Regions from separate parts of the Homo sapiens genome. Here region 2 is linked to region 1. A link is a loop called in an ENCODE intact Hi-C map of the cell type or tissue named here. Cell type or tissue: A673. All regions are shown on one strand. Each heading gives the region's core, and the rest is flanking DNA. Links, peaks and the distances in the headings are about the cores only.

Region 1 (12,163 bases), core at 2,463-10,462:
TAGGGAGAAAGAACAAGTGACTTTTAAGGGGAAAACATTAGATTATTATCAGACTTTCCAGTAGCAAGGCCTTTTTATGCCAGAAGAAATTGGAGCAGTATATTTAAGATGCTCAAGGAAAGAAAATGTGAACCAAGGATGTATATACAATATGACTTCCTTTATTCATTTCAAGAATAAGGGATGTGGGCAAACTTTTCTAATACATAAGAATTCAGGGAATATTGTTCCCACGAGCTCTTCCTGAGGAATATACTAGAGAATAACCTTCAGACAACCAGGTATAGAAGGACACTAACATAAGGACTGAGAATAAGTAGTCAGTATTTCGTTATTTGTAGATTTAAAATTACATGATGGCCGGGTGCAATGACTCACACCTGTAATCACAGCATTTTGGGAGGCTGAGGTGGGCGGATCACGAGGCCAGGAGTTCGAGACCAGCCTGGCCAACATGACGAAACCTCGTCTCTACTAAAAATACAAAAATTAGCCAGGCATGGTGGCTCATGCCTGTAGTCCCAGCTACTCGGGAGGCTGAGGCAGGAGAATTGCTTGAGCCTGAAGGCAGAGGTTGCAGTGAGCCAAGATCGCACCACTGCACTCCAGCTTGGGCGACAGAGTGAGACTCTGTCTCAGAAAAAACAAAAACCCAACAAAGTACCTGATGATTAAAGGGAGGATGTAAAGTATGTAATATATTGCCTATAGTGTTCGGGCAATGAACAACTATTTAAAACCATTTTAAATCAAAGGAGAAAGAAGAAAGCCTATGGAAAGACTGTAAACTGTTTTCAGGAATTATTTTGGTAGTGATATTATTAATATTGTTATTCTGCAGCTTAATCAGACAAACAAAAGTAGAGGAAATTCATTGCCAGCAGACCTGCCATGCAAGAAATGTTAAAAGAAGTTCTTTAGGGAGAAGAAAAATGATACAGGTCAGGAACTTGGACCCACATAAAGAAAGGAAGAGCACTGGAGAGGAAATAAATAAATGAAGATAAAATAAAATCTTGATTTTAAATTCTTAATCTAAAGGGTAACTTAGTTAAATCATAATAAAAACAATGTATTGGGCAATTATAGCATACAGATAAGAGAAACAAATGACAGTAATGTCATAAGCAAAGAAAGGAAGGAAATGGTAATACTTTGTTCTCTGTTATAAAGTACCTAGAGTACAAACTAAATGGTATAGTGTTATTTGAGGGTGGACTTGGTTGAAAACGTATACTGGAAACTCTAGCATGACCACTAGAATTGAAAAAATAAATATAATTGATACACCAAGAGAGGAGATAAGGCCGGGTGCCGTGGTTCACACCTGTAATCCCAGCACTTTGGGAGGCCAAGGTGGGCAGACTGCTTAAGCTCAGGAGTTTGAGGCCAGCCTGGGCAACATGGCAAAACCCCATCTTTACAAAAAAAAAAAAAAAAAAAATATATATATATATATATATATATGGGGAAGGTGGGGGGAGAGACCCCGTTTGAACTGTGTCACAGGAATGCCAAGACTCCATGAAGCTGAGAAGAATGGGGCCATATATATATATATACACACACATATACATACATATATATATACACATACATATATATACATACACACATACACACACACCCACACACACATACAAACATATTAGTTTGGCATTGTGGCATGCACCTGTAGTCCCAGCTACTCAGGAGGCTGAGATAGGAGGATTGCTTGAGCTCAAGAGGCAGAGGTTGCAGTGAGCCAAGATCATACCACTGCACTCCAGCCTGGGTGACAGAAGCCAGACCCTGTCTCAAAAAAAAAAAAAAAAAAAAAAAAAAAAAGACAAAAAAGAAGAGGTAAAAGGATAAAATAGGATAAAATATAAAACTTTCAGTTAAATCAGAGAAGCCAGAAAAAGGGGCAGGGACAAGAACAAATGCAATAAATGGAAATCAGTTATAAACATGTAGGTAGTAATCTAACTATATTATAATCACTTACATGTGAATGATCAAAATACACCAATTAAAAGACAAAGGCTGTGAAAGTGGATAAAAACAAGACTCGACTATATGTTGTCTGCAAGAAACCCACTTTATTTATTTTTTTGAGACAGAGTTTCGCTCTTGTCGCCCAGGCTGGAATGCAATGGCACAGTCTCCGCCTCTCGGTTTCAAGCAATTCTCCCATCTCAGCATCCTGAGTAGCTGCGATTACAAGCATGCACCATCATGCTCGGCTAATTTTGTATTTTTAGTAGAGATGGGGTTTCACCATGTTGGCCAGGCTGGTCTCAAACTCCTGACCTCAGGTGATGTGCTCGCCTTGGCCTCCCAAAGTGCTGGGATTACAGGCGTGAGCCACCATGCCTGGCCAAGAAACCCACTTTAAATATAAAAACTCATAGATAAAGAAGGATATATCATGCTAACAATAATCAAAAGAAAGTTGGAGTTGTATTAATTTCAGAAACTGCAGACTTCAGAACAAGGACAATTATCAGAGATAAGGAGAGGCATTACATATAGATGAAAAGGTCAATTGGTCAATTTTCCAAGAAGACATACAATCTTAAATGTGTGTGCACCTAACAACAGTGTCAAAATACATGAGGCAAAGAGTGATAGAACTGAAAGGAGAAATAGACAAATCCAGTATTATAGTTGGTGATGTCAACACTCTCTTTCAGTAATTATAGATCAAGCAGGCAGGCAGAAAAGCAATAAGGATATTGTTGACCTGAACAACACTATCAACCAACTGGATCAAATTGACATTAATAGAATTCTACATCCAACAATAGCAGAACAAACCATTTTCTCAAATTCATAGGTAACAAGTCAGTAAGACAGAACACATTCTGAGCCATAAAACACACCTTAACCAATTTTTTTTTTTTGAGACAGAGTCCCTCTCTGTCACCCAGGCTGGAGTGCAGTGGTGCGATCTTGGCTCACTGCAACCTCTACCTCCCGGTTCAAGCGATTTTCCTGCCTCAGCCTCCTGAGTAGCTGGGATTACAGATGCATGCCACCATGCCTGGCTAATTTTTGTATTTTTAGTAGAGACGGAGTTTCATCATGTTGGTCAGGCTGGTCTCGAACTCCTGACCTCATGATCCACCTGCTTCAGCTTCCCAAAGTGCTAGGATTATAGGGGTGCGCCACTGCGTCCGGCAACCAATTTAAAAGAATAGAAAGCCTACAGTGTCTTCACAGACCACAGTGGAATGATACTCGAAATCAATAACAAAAAGATAGTTGAAAAATCCCAAATTATTTGGAAACCAAACAACACAGTTCTAAATAACACAAGGGTCAAAGAAGAAATTTCAAAAGAACTTACAAAATGTTTTTAACTAAGTGAAAATAAAAATATAACATCAAAATTTGTGGGATGCAACAAAAGCAGTGTTTAAAGGGAAAGTTATAGCATTAAATGCATAAGTTAGAAAAGAAAGAAAAGAAAAATCAATAAGCAATATTCCATCTTAGTACACTATAGAAGAGATACTTAAGCCTAAAGCAAGCAGAAGAAAAGAAACAATAAAAAATCAGAGCAGAAATGAATGAAATAAAAAACAAGAAAACAATAGAAAGTCAATGAAAACAAAAATGGTTCTTTGGAAAGATCAATAGAATTGATAAACCTTTAGCCATGCTAAACAAGAAAAATGAAAACACAAATTACTAATATTAAAAATGAAGGAGAGGTTATCACTTTTGGGAGTTCAGTCAGGCTGGTGGCAAAAATTTTAAGATGAATTTATAGGATATAAACACAAACCCTCTTGGAAGGCCTAGAGGTTTGCATAAAGTGTTTGGCTGAAGGCAGCCGAATCCACTTAATAGCTTAGGGCACAGATACATAGGAATGTAGAGGAGTTTATCTAAAGAGCTTGTTTACTCATGTGGTCCTAAAACTAACTTTTGATCACTCACGGCAGGATAGCTCCCCCCGGGGTGGGGGCAACCAGATTAATTACCCACAGGTGTGTTGACTCAAAGCCTTTGTCATTAAAACTGTGCTAAATAAATGCCCACAGGGCTAGCTAGTCAGGGCCGTGGCTGCTGACTCTTCACAGCACCTTCCTTAGTATCTGTGAGCGGCTTGGACCCCTAGCTGCTCTTTCACTAAATATTGGTGTCTTGGTATGTTATTCATCCGTCGCACGAGCTGGGGTCTGCAGGACAGACTCCTGCAATCACTACTGAACTTTTGGACATTAAAGGGATAATAAGGGAATATATGGACAGCTCCATGCTCACAAATTTGATAACAGGTGAAACTGACAAATTTCTTGAATGACAAAAGCTACCAAAATTCATTCGAGGATTAGATAATCTGAATAGCACTATACCTATCAAGAATATTGAGTCAATAATTAATAACCCTCCAAAAAAGAAGGCACCAGAACCAGATGGTTTCACTAATGAATTCTACCAAATATTCAAGGAAGAAATAATATGAATTTTCCACAATATCTTCCATAAAATAGAAGCAGAGGGAACACTTCCTAACTCATTCTATCAGGCCAGCATTATCCTAATATGCAAGCCAGTAAAAGATACTCTAATAAAGGAAAACTACAGACCAATATCTGTTATGAACATAGAAGCAAAATCCTCAACAAAATATGAGCAACTCAAATACAACAATGTATAAACAGACACCATGACCAAGTGGGATTTATTTGAGGTACAAGGTTTGTTCAACATTCAAAAATCAATTAATGTAATTTACCACATCAACAGGCTAAGAAAAGCAATTATATAACCATATTAATTGATGGAGAAAATGCCCTTGACAAAATCTGACACCCATTCATGATTTAAAAAAACCTCTCAGCTAACTAGGAAGAGAGGAGAATGTCCTCAACTTGGTAACGATCATCCACTTTCAAAAATAATAACAGCTAACTTCATACTTAAGGGTGAGAAACTAGATGCTTTCCCCTTAAGACTAGGAACAAAGCAAGATGTCCTCCTGTACCACTCCTATTCAGTGTCCTACTGGAAGTCCTAGCTAATGCAACAAGATAAGAAAAAGAAATGAAAGATATAAATATTGGAAACAAAAAAAAAACTATCTTTATTTACAGATGACACAATTGTCTATGTAGAAAATTCCAAACAAATGACCCAAAAAAATCCACTGGGAACTAATAAGTGAGTATAGCTCAGTTGCAAGATTCCAAGTTAGTATATAAACACCAATTAGTTTTCTATATACCAGCAATGAACAACTGGAATTCGAAATTTAAAAATATTCCTTTTATATTAACACACTAAGCCAAGAAATATTTAGTTATGTCAGTGTGAACTCATGTTTAGCTTAGTATAGATACAAATGGCTTTATATAGAAATATTTACAGATATGTGAGATGGTTATACATAGAAATATTATAGATATGTGTATACAGCTGGCTTAGTACACACACATATCTCCTTTCTCTACAAGCTGAGAGGAACAGAAGCAATCACACTCCGGTAGCAATGAGCAGACTTAGCAACCAGATCTTGATATCTAATACCTTTTTCAATAAAAGAAACCAGTGCTCCTTGGAGAAATGACTGATTCTAGGATTGGGGCAGGAGATACACATTATGAGCTGGTAGTGCCAGAAAGTAAGAAAGTGCTCAAGGAAAAAAAAAAAAACCCACAAACAATTAGGGTATGTTAAATAGACACAGGAGCCAACTGAGAGCTCCCAGTGAAGAAAGCTGGGACAACCTAAGCAACAAAATAAAGCAGTATTGGATTACGACTTAAAATAAAAATCAAGATCCATGAGTCCATATTGATATAAACAAGTGACTGAATAAATAAACAAATGGGGAGAATAGACAAAGCTCCCATGCAGAATGATTCCCAATAATTGATGCAGATTCTCTGCCCTCAAGAGGGCAGAGCACAATTCCCCCTTGCTTAAGTATGGGCTTATGCTTAGTGTCTTGCTTCCAGAGTATAGTATGAAAAGAGGGGAAGAAGTAACTTCACAGTAAAGAAACCTGACAAGCACTACTTCAGCCACATGACCAAGGTCAACACCACAATGAGAAGGCATGTTTATTGCCCGCATCCTTGATATATAATGTGACAAAAACGGCACTTTACCCTGTGGTCTTCCTCCCCCAAACCCTTAAGCCCATAAGGAGAAAAACCGCAGACAAATGCCAATTGAGGGTCATTATGTTACAGAATACCTGACGAGTACTCTTTAAAAAACTGTGAAGGTCATAAAACACCAGAGAAGGCAGAGATACTGTCACAGCCAAGAGAAGGCTAAGGAGACGTTACTACTAAATGTAATGTCATATCTTGGGTGGGATCTTGGAACAGAAAAAGGACATCAGACAAAAAACTAAGGAAAAGTATGGACTTCAGCTAATAATAATATATTAACACTGGCTAATTTAATTGTAGCAAATGTACTGTACTAATGCAAGATGTTGGTAATAGGAAGAAATGGCTGCAAGGTATATGAGAACTCTGTACCATCTTCACAATTTTTTCCTGTAAATCTAAAACCATTCTGAAATTTACAGTTTATTTAAAAAATAGATATAAATACTTCTAATAGTTTTTTCATCCACTCCAATGGATCATCTTGCAGATCTACTGGGCTGTATATGCCCTCCTCAGAGCCTACTGGTCTAGAGAGTTTCTTGCCTGCTCTAAATGCAGTGAACCCTTTTTGGAGCTCTGAGCCTCTCCAAGCAGGAAGAAGGGCCTTGTGCTACACACTCCCAAGCACTTTCACCCACTCAAGTTGACACAAGGGGCTTCTCGGTTGCGCCATAAGGTAGCCTGACACAAACTGCTTCATCCCGTAAGGAGTCTGGCTGCTCAGCACGGACCTTTCTGTTTAAACAGAAGCGACAGCACATGAATGAACAAGCCTTAGGTGAAAGATTAAGAAGGCAGGTCTCCATCCTTCCATTTCTTTACTGTTCACCACCTTCCACAGAACTCTCCCGGAAACTGTGAGCCTTAGTACTTCTAACCACTCTACTCTCCCACCCCAAAACACCTGCTCTGAAAAAGACACATGAGACCAGGTGAAATGGATCTTGCCTGTAGTCCCAGCACTTTGGGAGGCCTAGGCAAGAGGATTGCTTGAGCCGAGGGGTTTGAGACCAGCCTGGGCAACATAGTGAGGCCCCATCTCTATAAATAAATAAATAAATAAATAAATAAATAAATAAATAAATAAATAAATTTTTATTTAAACAAATAAAAATGTGGTGGCACATGCCTGGGGTCCCAGCTACTTGGAAGGCTGAGGTGTGAAGTGGGATCACTGTTTGGGCCTGGGGGGTTGAGGCTGCAGTGAGCTATAATCAAGCCACTGCACTCCAGCCTGGGTGACAGAGCAAGTCTCTCTCTCAAAAAAAAAAAAAAAAAAAAAAAAGAGACATGATATTCGATTACAATGCATTAGCTCCCTAAAAATATTTACGATTTCAGGGACCCATAAAGTATTATAATAATCTCTAGCTCAGGAATAGAAAATAACATCTCCAGTTTCAGGAAGGAGCAGAAAGGTATTTTGGATAAAGAGACCCTTGATAAGTCAATTGCCCAGAGGAGGGATCCATGGCCTCAGGCTCTGGATCACTTGGCTTCTTGTTCCCCAAGAGCTGGCTCCTGAAGTCCCATCCCCTCCATCCCTACCTTTGGCCTTTTCCATGTGATGGCCTAAATCTTGGTTTTGTGGCTCAGCTCATGGGAGGCCAGGGCCTGAACACCTGCTAGGAACACACAATCTTCAAAGAGGCACTTCTGGGCCAGACATCTTTGAGAACGACAAAATCCTGCCCCTCAAACTTGAGGGGCTGTGCGATGGTGCCCTCTCCATTTCTCCTGTCCCTCTCTTGGATCACACAGTCACAGAAGAATCCTGACAGCAGGTAGGGCATGGCGAATGCTCTGGGAGTAGAGCTGGGCCTTCCCTGCTGCCTCTTTCCCACTGCACCCTCAGTCCACGCCTAATCCTCTTGTGAATGGCCTGGAGCCTAATATAGCTCTTCCACCCTCAGCAGCACCATGCATGGTCAGAGTCAGCAGCTTTGACTGGAGGCCCCTGAGCCCGTGGTCTAGGGGCAACTCTGTGAGAGGGAGCCAGGGAGGGGAGAGAGAGTTCCAAGGACAGCCTCAGGACAGACCGCAGTGGTCTGAGGACCTTTAGGGAACCTTCATCACCCTTTGCTGGGATTCTTCCTCTAAAAAGAAAATATTACTATAGTTACAGAGAGGCTTACTTTGTCTCAGCAAAAGATGTTCATGCCTTTGACACTGGTGATCAAAGGGCTATAGCATGGGGCCTTCTGATATACTAATCCTATACAGGCTACTGAATGCATAGGAGGAATCTGCTCCATGCCATTGTTTGGGGGTAATGACGCCTTCACACTCCTGATGTCCCTGGCCCACCCCTCAAAGACCTTGACCAGTCATTTAGGGACTCTCATCTGTGAAAATGATGCAGAGGGTAGGTAACTTGACTGCAGATGGAAGTCCCTGTTAGAGTAGGTCCCAGTGGCAGTGAGCAGATATCCACTGTTGCAAATTCAGGACCTTTAGGGCAGAGAATGTGGTGGATGGGGAAAGCAGATGAATGTGTGTCATGTGGGAATTATATTCATAAGAAAGCCCAGCCTTTTCAACTTTCACTGTGCTTAAATAGGCAGCTCTAATGTAAGAGCAGGGAGCTGACATGGGAGGAAACTCAGGCCTGGCAGCTTGCCCGCTAGGAGGACACCCAGTCTCCCTGTCTGCTCATGAATGCCTGATGGCCTTTGTCTACTCTGTGCTTCTCAAAGTGTGATCTTTGAACTTCATGCATCAGAATCATCTGGTCTGCCAGTTGAAAATACAGATTCCCAGGGCCCATCCCAGACCTGAGGATTTGGTAGGGGTCTGGGACTCTGCATTTTGAATAGGCTCACCAGGAGAGTCTTATGTCCACTAAAGTTGAAAACCAATGACTTTACTTATTTATTTATTTATTTTTGAGATAGGGTCTTGCTCTGTCACCCAGGCTGGAGTGCGGTGGCATGATCTCGGCTCACTGCAACCTCCACCTCCTGGGTTCAAGCAATTCTCCCGCCTCAGCCTCCCAAATATCTGGGATTACAGGCACCCAGACACCACCATGCCTGGCTAATTTTTGTATTTTTAATAGAGATTGGGTTTCACCATATTGGCTAGGCTGGTCTTGAACTCCTGACCTCAGGTGATCTGCCCGTTTCAGCCTCCCAAAGTGCTGGGATTGCAGGTGTGAGCCACCGTGGCTGGTCGAAACCATGACTTTGGCATTACAGGGTAAATAATAGCTTAAAATAATTTTTTTGTTGTTGAGATGGAGTGTCCCTCTGTCACCCAAGCTGGAGTGCAGTGGCACGATCTCGGCTCACTGCAACCTCCGCCTCCTGGGTTCAACTGATTCTCCTGCCTCAGCCTCCCAAGTAGCTGGGATTACAGGCACCCACCATCACGCCTGGCTAATTTTTGTATTTTTAGTAGAGACGAGGTTTCACCATGTTGGCCAGGCTAGTCTTGAAGTCCTGACTTCAGGTAATCCGCCTGCTTCGGCCTCCCAAAGTGTTGGGATTACACGTGTGAGCCACCGCCTGGGTGAAAGAATGAGACCTTGACTCAAAAAAAACAACAAAAAAAGTGACTTTTGTTTAACCATTTTTGTTAAAAGATGCCTAGGAATAAATCTGACAAAAGATGTTCAAGGCAGGCTGGGCGCAGTGGTTCACACCTGTGATCCCAGCACTTTGGGAGGCCAAGGGTAGGGGGTCACCTGAGGTCAAGAGTTTGAGACTAGCCTGACCAACATGGTGAAATTCTGTCTTTACTAAAAATACAAAATTAGCCAGGCATTATGGTGCATGCCTATAATCCCAGCTACTTGGGAGGCTGAGGCAGGAGAATTGCTTGAACCTGGGAGGTGATGTTTGCAGTGAGCCGAGATTGCACCATTGTACTCCAGCCTGGGCAACAAGAACGAAACTCCATCTCAAAGAAAAAAAAATGTTAAAGATGTCACTGAGAAAATTATAAAACTTTTATTAAAAGACACCTATTTAAATGGAGAAACATCCCTGCTTCATGGATAGGAAGACTCAATATTGTCAAGATGTGTATTCTTCCCATATTGATTCAATGTAACTGCAATAAAAGTCCCAACAGCCTTTTTTTTTTTAATTTTTAAGATTTTTTTTTAATTTTTTTAAGATGGAGTCTTGCTCTGTCACCCAGGCTAGAGTGCAGTACTAGGATTTTGGCTCATTGCAACCTCTGTCTCCTGGGTTCAAGCGATTCTCCTGCCTCAGCCTCCCGAGTAGTTGGGATTACAGGCTCCCGCCACTATGTCCAGCTAATTTTTGTATTTTTAGTAGAGATGTGGTTTCAGCATATTGGCCGGGCTGGTCTCGAACTCCTGACCTCAGGTGATCTGCCCATCTCGGCCTCCCAAAGTGCTGGGATTACAGGTATGAGCCACCACGCCCAGCCTAAAAAAGTATTCTTGAGAGAGTGAAGAGGCAAGTCACAAGGTGGGAGAAGGTATCTGTAACACATCTAACCAAGAAAGGATTAGTATCCAGGATATATAAAGAATGCCTACAATTCAAATTGAAAAAGACAACTCAGTAGAAAAATCAGCAAAAGGCATTAGCAGGTGTTTCATGTACAGTGAAATACAGATGATCAAGGAACAGACAAGTGTACAAAAAAGATGCTTTGCCTTATTTATAATTAGGAAAATGCATCTTTTCTTGTATTTCTTGGCCATTTCTGTCCCAGCCCCTCTCATTGTCAGCATTAAACTGCTGAGTCACTTTAATTTGTTCACCATGATGTCTACAGCTCTGTCCCCATCATGACCCCCAGGAGGAGCTGCTGTCTTGTAGAATATAATAGAAGTTGCTCCTAAAAGTTACTTATATAATTGTCACTTTCACTGAAACATATGCACCTTCCCCATCCCCCCTACCCCCGTGATGACACTATCATGATTCTCTGCTGAGTAGACAGAAGGCTGGCTCTCAAATGGGTACCTCGTTTTGTCTTTCAGTTACTATCATCATTATTTATTGACTCATTGTATTATGTTATGTATAGAATCTCATTTAATCCTTACAACAACTCTATGAAAGTAGGAATTTTCATTTTCTTCTCACAGATGCAGAAACTGAGACCTCGGAATGGTCAATAATTTGCCTGAGGTCACATCGTTAATCGGTGGAGCTGGGATTTGAATGAAGTTTGCCTGACTTCAGAGCCTGTGCTCTGATGTTATGTGCTCTGATGTTATGAAGTCATAACATCATTGTGTTATGCTCCTACCCTTTGCTGCCTATGCTAATAGTAATTGCTACCTTACCTTGCACACCTACTAGGACGCTGAATGCCACTCAAAACAGCCCTATGATGGGAATATCCTTATCCTCATTACAGAAGAGAAAAGCGAAACTTAAAAAATGTGACTTACTTATGTGACTTGCTAGTGGCCGAGTCAGTGTTCAGACCGGGTCTGTTTGGTTCTAACTCTAGCTGTTTTATCCACTCTGCACAATGCCCCCAGTTCTTCCTCTCTGTGGCTAGGACAGTGACCTCACTTCTCTGTAAACTGTCTGACAGAAGGTAACACTCTTAAAGCAGATCACAAGCAGACCACTCGCTGAGCCAGCTTCATTGGAAAGATATATAATTTTCCTGGGAGAAGAAACAACTGGGTCGTAGGCACTAGGAGCAGAGAGCTTCCTGCCACAGCCTAGGTTTTTCTGTGATTCAGCCCCCTCCCTCTCTTCTCATGCTGGCATGGAGTAACTTTTTTTTGTGTGCCAACCTAGGATTTCTTCTTTTCAGAACTGAGTAACACAGGTCAAATGACTCCTGGCTGAGAAGATACACAGGAGTCAGTATTAATTTTAGAGGCAGTGGGGCACATGGAAGAGGTCATTAGAGCAAGAGACCGTCTGGTATGGACAGAAAGCTTCCAACTTGAAAGTGCTGATGTGAGACCAGGCGCAGTGACTCACGCCTGTAATCTCAGCACCTTGGGAGGCTGAGGCAGGTGGATCACCTGAGGTCAGGAGTTCGAGACCAGCCTGGCCAACATGGTGAAACCCCATCTCTACTAAAAATACAAAAATTAGCCA
Region 2 (8,000 bases), core at 1-8,000, 60 kb after region 1:
AATTAATTAATTAATTTATTTTTAAGATGGAGTTTAGCTCTGTCGCCCAGGCTGGAGTGCAGTGGCACGATCTCAGCTCACTGCAACCTCCGCCTCTGGGTTCAAGCGATTTTCCTGCCTCAGCCTCCCGAGTAGCTGGGACTACAGGTGCATGCCACCATGCCCAGCTAATTTTTGTACTTTTAGTAGACAGAGGGTTTCACCATGTTGACCAAGCTGGTCTCAAACTCCCGACATTAGGTGATCGCCCATCTTGGCTCCCCAAAGTGCTGGGATTACAGTCATGAGCCACCAAATCTGGCCTCTAAAATCTGAAACTTTTTGAACACCAACATGACACTCAAAGGAAATGCTCATTGGAGCATTTTGGGCTTTGGATTTTCAGATTGGGATGCTCAACCAGTAAGTTTAATGAAAATATTCAAAATAATCCCAAAACTGAAACACTCTAGAGTCCCAAGCATGGAATACTCAACCTGTATACAATTTATAAAACAATAAATGTCATTTAACGTGGTGTGCTATTTTGAATTCCTCATCAAGTTTTAGAAGTGGGGTAAAAATACTTAGAAGATCTCAGTGCTTTGGAAGGCTAAGGCAGGAGGATTGCTTGAGACCAGGGGTTTAAGACTAACCTGGGCAACAGAGCAAGACCCCATCTCAACAAAAAAATTAAAATAAATAAATAAAAAGAATTAGCTGGGCATGTAGCACATGCCCACAGTCCCAGCTACTCAGGAGGCTAAAGCGGAAGAATTGCTTGAGCCCAGGAGCTAGAGGCTGCAGTGAGCCATGGTCACGCCACTGCACTCCAGCCTGGGCAACAGAGTGTTTTTTGTTTAAAAACAAAAAAACAAAAAAGAGGCTCATCAGACTTGAAATTATACAGAGCAGCATTGATCATGAGTTTGTCTGACTGAAACAGGTTAAATAAATTATGTTACCAGCAAATTTGCTACTTGAAAAAAATAGGATGTACACATTTCAGGATAATAAATGTTTTGCCATTGCTTTGCATAAAATGAAAACAAAAACCAAGGAACCATCAGAGGATAAGAAAGAGCTCCTTGAAAGCAGAAACATGATAGCATAAATGGAAAGCCTAGAAGATAAAATTGAGAAAATTGCTCAAAAACTAGGCAAAAAAGGAAAAGGAGATTATAAAATCCGTAGAGTAGAAAGAAAAAAAGGAAGGGAAAAATTAATCTAAGGAATAATACAAAACAGTTTCTCAGAACTGAAGGACACAATTCTCAGGATTGAAGGGGTCCACATCTAACATCCAGAACAATAATTATTTTAAAAGACCTAGGGCCAGGCATGGTGGCTCACACCTGTAATCCCTGTAAAGCACTTTGGGAAGCTGAGGTGGGAGGATCCCTTGAGCCTAGGGTTTTAAAACCAGCCTGGGTAACCTAGGGAGACCCTGCCTATATAAAAAATGAAAAAATTAGTTGGGCATGGTGGCACATGCCTGTTAAGTCCCATCTACTCAGGATTCTGAGGTGTGATGATCGCTTGAGCCCAGGAGCTTGAGGCTGCAGTGAACCATGATCACACCACTGCACTCCAACCTGGGCACAGAGCAAAACCCTGACTCAAACAAACAAACAAAAGATCTCCATCAAGGGATTTTATTACAAAATTTCAGAATACTGGAAATTTGGAATGTTAGTGATAAAGAGAAGGTATTTCAGAGAGAAAAGATAGATTATATACAGAGGAACAAAGGAATAGAATTAAGAATGGTTTTGGAGCAAGAAGGTAGAAGACAGTAAAAGAAATGCCTTCAAATTCTGAGAGAAAGAATATTCAGTCTTGCCAGGCAAATTATCAGCCAAAGGTAAAGGTAGGAAAAAAGATGGTTTCATACCTGCAAGGAAGCAAAAAGAGTACCTCCAATGCAAATGTTCTTAGGAAACTACCAGAAGATGCTACAAACAAATAAACACAGCAAGGGAATAAACCAGAAAAGAGAAAAACAGGGAACTGAAGAAAGGAGGGATACAACACCAGAAAACAGCAAAGGTAAGTTCTGAGATGAAAGCTGTGCAGGGAACCTAGAGAACAATGGTCCAGATGGGAGGAGGAAGATGAAGAGCTCTGGTAGGGAAGGAAGTCTCCAGGGAAAGAAGTAGACTGGATAAAGTAACAGACACCCTTGAGCATGTGAAAAATGTAAACATTGAATATTGATTTAACCAAAAATTGTGATATAACTAGATTGGATGGGAGACGGAGGAGGGTATGGTATATGATTGAGCTAAACCCTCAGCAGGAGTCAACAAATAATCTTTACTGTCTTTGAACATGGTGGGAGATCCAGTATTTTGGAAGTGCTTTATCATAAACCAGCATTCTCACTAATAACAATGTTGAATGTAGCTGCAGGTGGGCTTTGATAGCACTTATTCCTGCATGGGTGCCCATATCCATAAATTGTCATTCCTCCCATCACAATTGGAACTGAACATGGGCTAGACTTAGCTTGCTTTTAACAACTGAATGCAGCAGAAATGATGCTGCAATACTTTTAACAGCTTTACTGAATTCACGTACCATGCAATTTACCCATCTAAAATGCACAATTTAATGAGGGTTTTTATGGCATATTACATTATTGATTCTTAAAAATTGTGTTAAAATATATATAGCAAAATTTGCCATTTTAACCATTTCCAAGTGTCCAATTCAATGGCATTAATTACATTCACCATGTAGTACAAGCATTACCACTATTTCTAAAACCTTTACATCACCCCAAGCAGAAACTCTGTAATCATTAAGCAGTAACTCCCTAACACTCACACCTCTCAGCCCCCTCTCATCTCTGTCTTGACAAATTTGCATATCATAGCTACTTCATATAAGTGGATTATATAATACTTGTCCTTTCGTGTCTTATTTCATTTTCCATATTTTCAAGGTTCATCCATGTTGCAGCATGTATCAGAACTTCATTTCTTTTTATAGCTGAATAATATTCTGTTACATGTATATACCACATTTTGTTTATGTGTTCATCTTTGATGTGCACTTGGATTGTTTCTACCTTTTGGCTATCATGTGTGGGCGAAGGATTACCCAGGTGCCGAGGCAAGAGACTGAAGGCACAAACTGTAGCAGTATAATAAAGAAAATAGTTAGAATAAAGAATAGTTATAATACAAATTAGATATAGAGATGATCATGGACAATTATCAATCATTAGCGTAAACATTATTAATCATTAGCTTTTAATATTACTCTTTGTTGCATTACTAATATAACCTAGAATAACCAGCGGGTATAGGGTCAGGTACTCAAGGGACATTGTGAGAAGTGACCTAGAAGGCAAGAGGTGAGCCCTCTGTCATGCCCGCATAAGGGCCGCTTGAGGGCTCCTTGGTCAAGCGGTAACACCAGTACCTGGGAAGGCCCCGTTAATTAGCAGATAGTGAAAGGGAGTCTCCTTTCCTTGGAGGAGTTAGGGAACACTCTGCTCCACCAGCTTCCTGTGGGAGGCTGGATATTATCCAGGCCTGCCAGCAGTCATCTGGAGGCTTAAACCCCTCCCTGTAGTGCTGTGCTTCAATGGTCACGTTCCTTGTCCACTTTCATGTTTCTCTTTTAAGTTCATAGTAGATAGCGGTAGAATAAATAGTGAAAGTCTTAAAGTCCTTGATCTTTCTTACAAGTGCATAGAAGAAAACGCATAGAAGAAAATGCTGCCTTCCCTCTCTGCTTTGGCTGCCTAAAAGGGAAGGGCCCCCGTCCCATGATCACGTGACTTGCTTGACCTTATCAATCACTTGGACGACTCACCTTCCTTACCCTGCCCCCCTTGTCTTGTATGCAATAAATATCAGCGCGCCCAGCCATTCAGGGCCACTACCAGTCTCCGCGTCTTGGTGGTAGTGGTCCCCTGGGCCCAGCTGTTTTCTCTTTATCTCTTTGTCTTGTGTCTTTATTTCTTACAATCTCTCATCTCCGCACATAGGGACAACACCCACTAAGCCCCATAGGGCTGGACCCTACAATTGTGAATAATGCTACAGTGATCATTGGCATACATGTATCTGTTGAGTCCCTGCTTTCAATTCCCTTGTGCATATATCTAGGAGTAGAATTGCTGGGTGTATCAGTTAGGGTTCTTCAGAGAACACAGGGTTTTTCAGAGAAACAGAATTAATAGGATTTATATTGAATATATTTATATACTTATAAATATGTATACATACACAGAGAGAGATACAAATACTTATTTATTTAAAGTAACTGGCTCGTGTGATTGTAGGGGCTGGCAAGTCTGAGTTTTGCAGGAGATACTGGCATACTAGAAAACCAGGGAGGAGTTGATGTTGCAGCTTGAGCCTGAAGGCAGGCTGGAGACATTCTGTTTTCCCCAGGGACCTTAGTCTTTTTCTCCAGGCCTTCAACTACTGGATGAGGCCCACTCTCATTATGGAGAGTAATCTGCTTTCCTCAAAGTCTACTGACTTAAATGTTAATCTCATTAAAAAATACTTTCACAGAGACATCTAGACTGGTGTTTGAATACCTGGGTACCACGACCTAGTCAAATTGACACATAAAATTAACCATCATACTGAGTCATATGGTAATTCTATGTTTAACTTTTTGAGGAAATGCCAAACTTTTCTGCAATGGCTGAACCATTTTACATTTCCACCAGCAATGTTCCAATTTCTCTGCATCCTCGTAAACACTTATGCTTTTCCATTTTTTTGGATTTAGCCATCCTAGTGGGTGTGAAGTGATATTTTACTGTGGTTTTGATTTGCATTTTCCTAATGACTAACAATGCTGAGCATATTTTCATGTGTTTGTTGTTCACTTATTTATCTTCTTTGGAGAACTATCTCTTTAAATCCTTTGCTCATTTTAGAATTGGGTTGTTTATCTTTTTGTTGTTTAAGAATTTGGTAAAGATTTATTTATTTATTTTCCATTTCTAGTCTTTTAAAGTATGGCTTCTTTTCTTTTTTTAAAGGATATGGCAAATATTTATTTTTTTCCATTTCCAATCTTTTAAAGTAGATACAGATATGCTTAGGATAAAGCTGATTTTAACAGCACAAAAAAGTTGAGCACAAAGGATAGGATTAAATTCAGCAATCCAGAGTGATAAAGAGGAAAAGATACTGAGTACGTGCCTTTGACAGACACATTATCCAAGTTGATTACCTAATAGTTGGAGGTTGAAGTCCTTATGCTGCAAAAGTGAGAACAATTTGGTGTATGAAGTGTATGGTGGCATTTGTAGCTGTAACTTGTTCTCTATTTATTAAGAACAATTACCATAGTTAAGTGTAGTCTTAGTAGACAACCTGCATTTATTTAAATTAAACATAATATTTTCCACAGTAGTGTAAGTAAGGCCACAATATTTATTCTGGGCAAACCCTTTAATGTAGTGATTTTAATATCACTGTCATTCATTCTTTTGGAATATAAAGTGTTTTAACAGAATTCAGGTTACAGATAATTTTTAAAATGCTATATCATGACTAATATATTAAAACGATACTTACATATTTATACTAATATCCAAAGAAAACTCACTGCCAAATTGTTACAGTAGATATTAATCAGTCTGATACCCTTATTAACTGATTCTATAGGTATAAGTATAGGTCAGTGTGATTTTAGTGTCTATTCTTTCATTTTACTAAATTAGGAAAGCAGTATTTACAGAACAAATAAAAACAAGTGAAACAGCCACCCAAGGACCATAACAGCTCCTGAGTTAGCTGTGTCACAAGCTCAGATAGAAATCCCCACTATACGCACAAAGCTGGATTCAAATTATTCATCAAAAGGTGCTGGTAGAAGTTGTCAGATGCCTTCCAATATAGATCCCCAATCCCATGGCCACCAGATGAGACAGCAGCAAAACCCTTTGGAAATTCTGCTGAGAAAATGCCCCCTTTCCTCATCAGGCTTTAAATTCCATGCTGGGTAGCTACGTGCTTCAGGTGCTTTAAAGAGGAACTCCTTGTGGGGAATATTTTCTGGCCAACTTGTCCAATCCCATATCCAATCTGAATTTTTCTTCAAGATGCTTTCAACTTCTTTCCTTTTCTCAGTATCTTCCTCAGACTGAGAGCTATTTTTCTCCAATGTCTGTAAAAGAGGTAGGCTGTCACAGAACTTTTGGAGCTACTCTGTCCAAATTCATTTTAAGCATCCAGCTGTATTTTTTCCATGTCACTATTACATTAATTTTGTTGTTGTTGTTGCTGTTGTTTTTAGAGATAGGGTCTCGCTCTGTTGTCTAGGCGGGAGAGCAGCAGCATGAACAGTGCTTACTGCAGCCTTTCTCTGGGAAGCAAGGCAGAGGATTACTTGAATTCAAGGAAGCACTTTGGAGGCTTCCCAAAGCACTGGGATTACAGGCGTGAGCCACTGTGCCCAGCCCATGTCACCATTATAAACAGAAACTGATGTTGGAGCACTGTTCCCCTTCCTATCATTGCTAAAGTACAGTTCTATCCAGGAGCCCTGCAAGCTCTTTCCCTACAGCCTGGGGTCCCTGCTCTGTGATATGGTGCCCAGAAGGTGGCTGTAGCAGTCTGGGTCACTGTTTGGTTGTGGTCTAGAGGCTGCATGCGCCCTCAGTGGCAGACGAGCATGAGGGATATGGGCCCAGTGCTCAGCCTGTCTTTTTGTTGCTCAGTGGTAGACAGTTCTTCATGTATTCTGGATAAGAGACCCATATCAGATATACAATCTGCAAACATTTTCTCCCATTCTGTAGGTTGCTTTTTCACTTTATGTTCTTTGATGCACAAAAGTTTTTAATGTTAGTGAATTCTAACATGTGTTTCTTGTCATTGTTCCTCACGATTTTGTTGTCATATCTAAGAATCCACTGCCAAATCCAAGTTCATGAAGATTTACCTGTTTTCTTCTGAGAGTCTTATGGTTTTAGCTCTTATATAGTTGAACCATTTTATTTTTTTGTATATGATACACATATAACATATTTTTGAATATAGGAGTCCAACTTCATTCTTTTGCAAGTAGATATCCAACTGTCTCACACCATATGCTCAAGAGACTATTTCTTCTTCATCGAATGGTCATGAACCTTTATTGAAATTATAATGGTGACATGGACAAAGCACTGTGGCTTGTGCCTGTAATCCCAGTGTTTTGGGTGGCCATAAGCGTATGGGTTTACTTCTAGATTCTCAATTCTATTTCACTGGTCTGTATGTCTATCCTTATTCCAGTAGCATGTTCTTTTTTTTTTTTTTTTTTGAGACGGAGTCTTGCTTTGTCACCCAGGCTGGAGTGCAGTGGCATGATCTTGGCTCACTGCAACCTCCACCTCGCCTTGTGGGTTCAATCGATTCTTCTGCCTCAGCCTCCCGAGTAGCTGGATTACAGCCCACCACCATGCCTGGCCAATTTTTGTATTTTTAGTAGAGACAGGTTTTCGCCATGTTGGTCAGGCTGGTCTCAAACTCCTGACCTCAAGTGATCCACCCACCTCAGCCTCCCAAAGTGCAGGATTACAGGCATGGGCCACCGTGCCTGGGCAGTGGCATGTTCTTTTGATTGCCATAGCTTTGAAGTAAGTTTGAAATTGAGAAGTTGTATTTGATTTTCACTCTGCTTAAGACATACCCAAGACTGGGCAATCTACAAAAGAAAGAAGTTTAATTGTAGAACTTACAGTTCTACATGTCTGGGGAAGCCTCACAATTGTGGCCGAAGGCAAGGAGGAGCATGTCACATCTTCTGTGAATAGCAGCAGGCAAAGAGAGTGCTTGTGCAGGGAAACTCCCCTTTTTATAACCATCACATCTCATGAGACTCATTCACTATCACGAGAACAGTACGAGAAAGATCTGCCCCCATGATTCAATTACCTCCCACCGGGTCTCTCCCACAACAGGGGAATTCATGATGAGATTTGGGTGGGGAAACAGCCAAATCATATAAGAAGTATAAATTTTTCAACTTTGTTTCTCTTTTTAAGGATTGTTTTG

Evidence for each region. A loop is a pair of places that touch in the nucleus more often than their neighbours do. Peaks named below come from ENCODE experiments on the same cell type or tissue, not always from the same donor. Only the 100,000 strongest peaks of a DNase experiment are listed, where the experiment ranks them.
Region 2: it touches region 1 in a loop (4-fold over the local background); 2 of 110 quality-filtered maps call a loop at or near these places.

Annotation. Positions count from the first base shown.
Region 1 is chr15:42,370,033-42,382,195 of GRCh38, reverse strand. The region is part of intron 1 of CAPN3 (calpain 3); the gene reads right to left. Among named protein-coding and RNA genes, the nearest start is that of CAPN3, 17 kb to the right of the region's middle. In A673, for the core only: no CTCF peak of the experiment used is centred there; no DNase peak of the experiment used is centred there.
Region 2 is chr15:42,312,206-42,320,205 of GRCh38, reverse strand. All of the region lies in intron 10 of GANC (glucosidase alpha, neutral C), which reads right to left. It also overlaps the pseudogene BNIP3P5. Among named protein-coding and RNA genes, the nearest start is that of TMEM87A, 43 kb to the right of the region's middle. In A673, for the core only: no CTCF peak of the experiment used is centred there; a DNase peak (open chromatin) is centred at 4,405.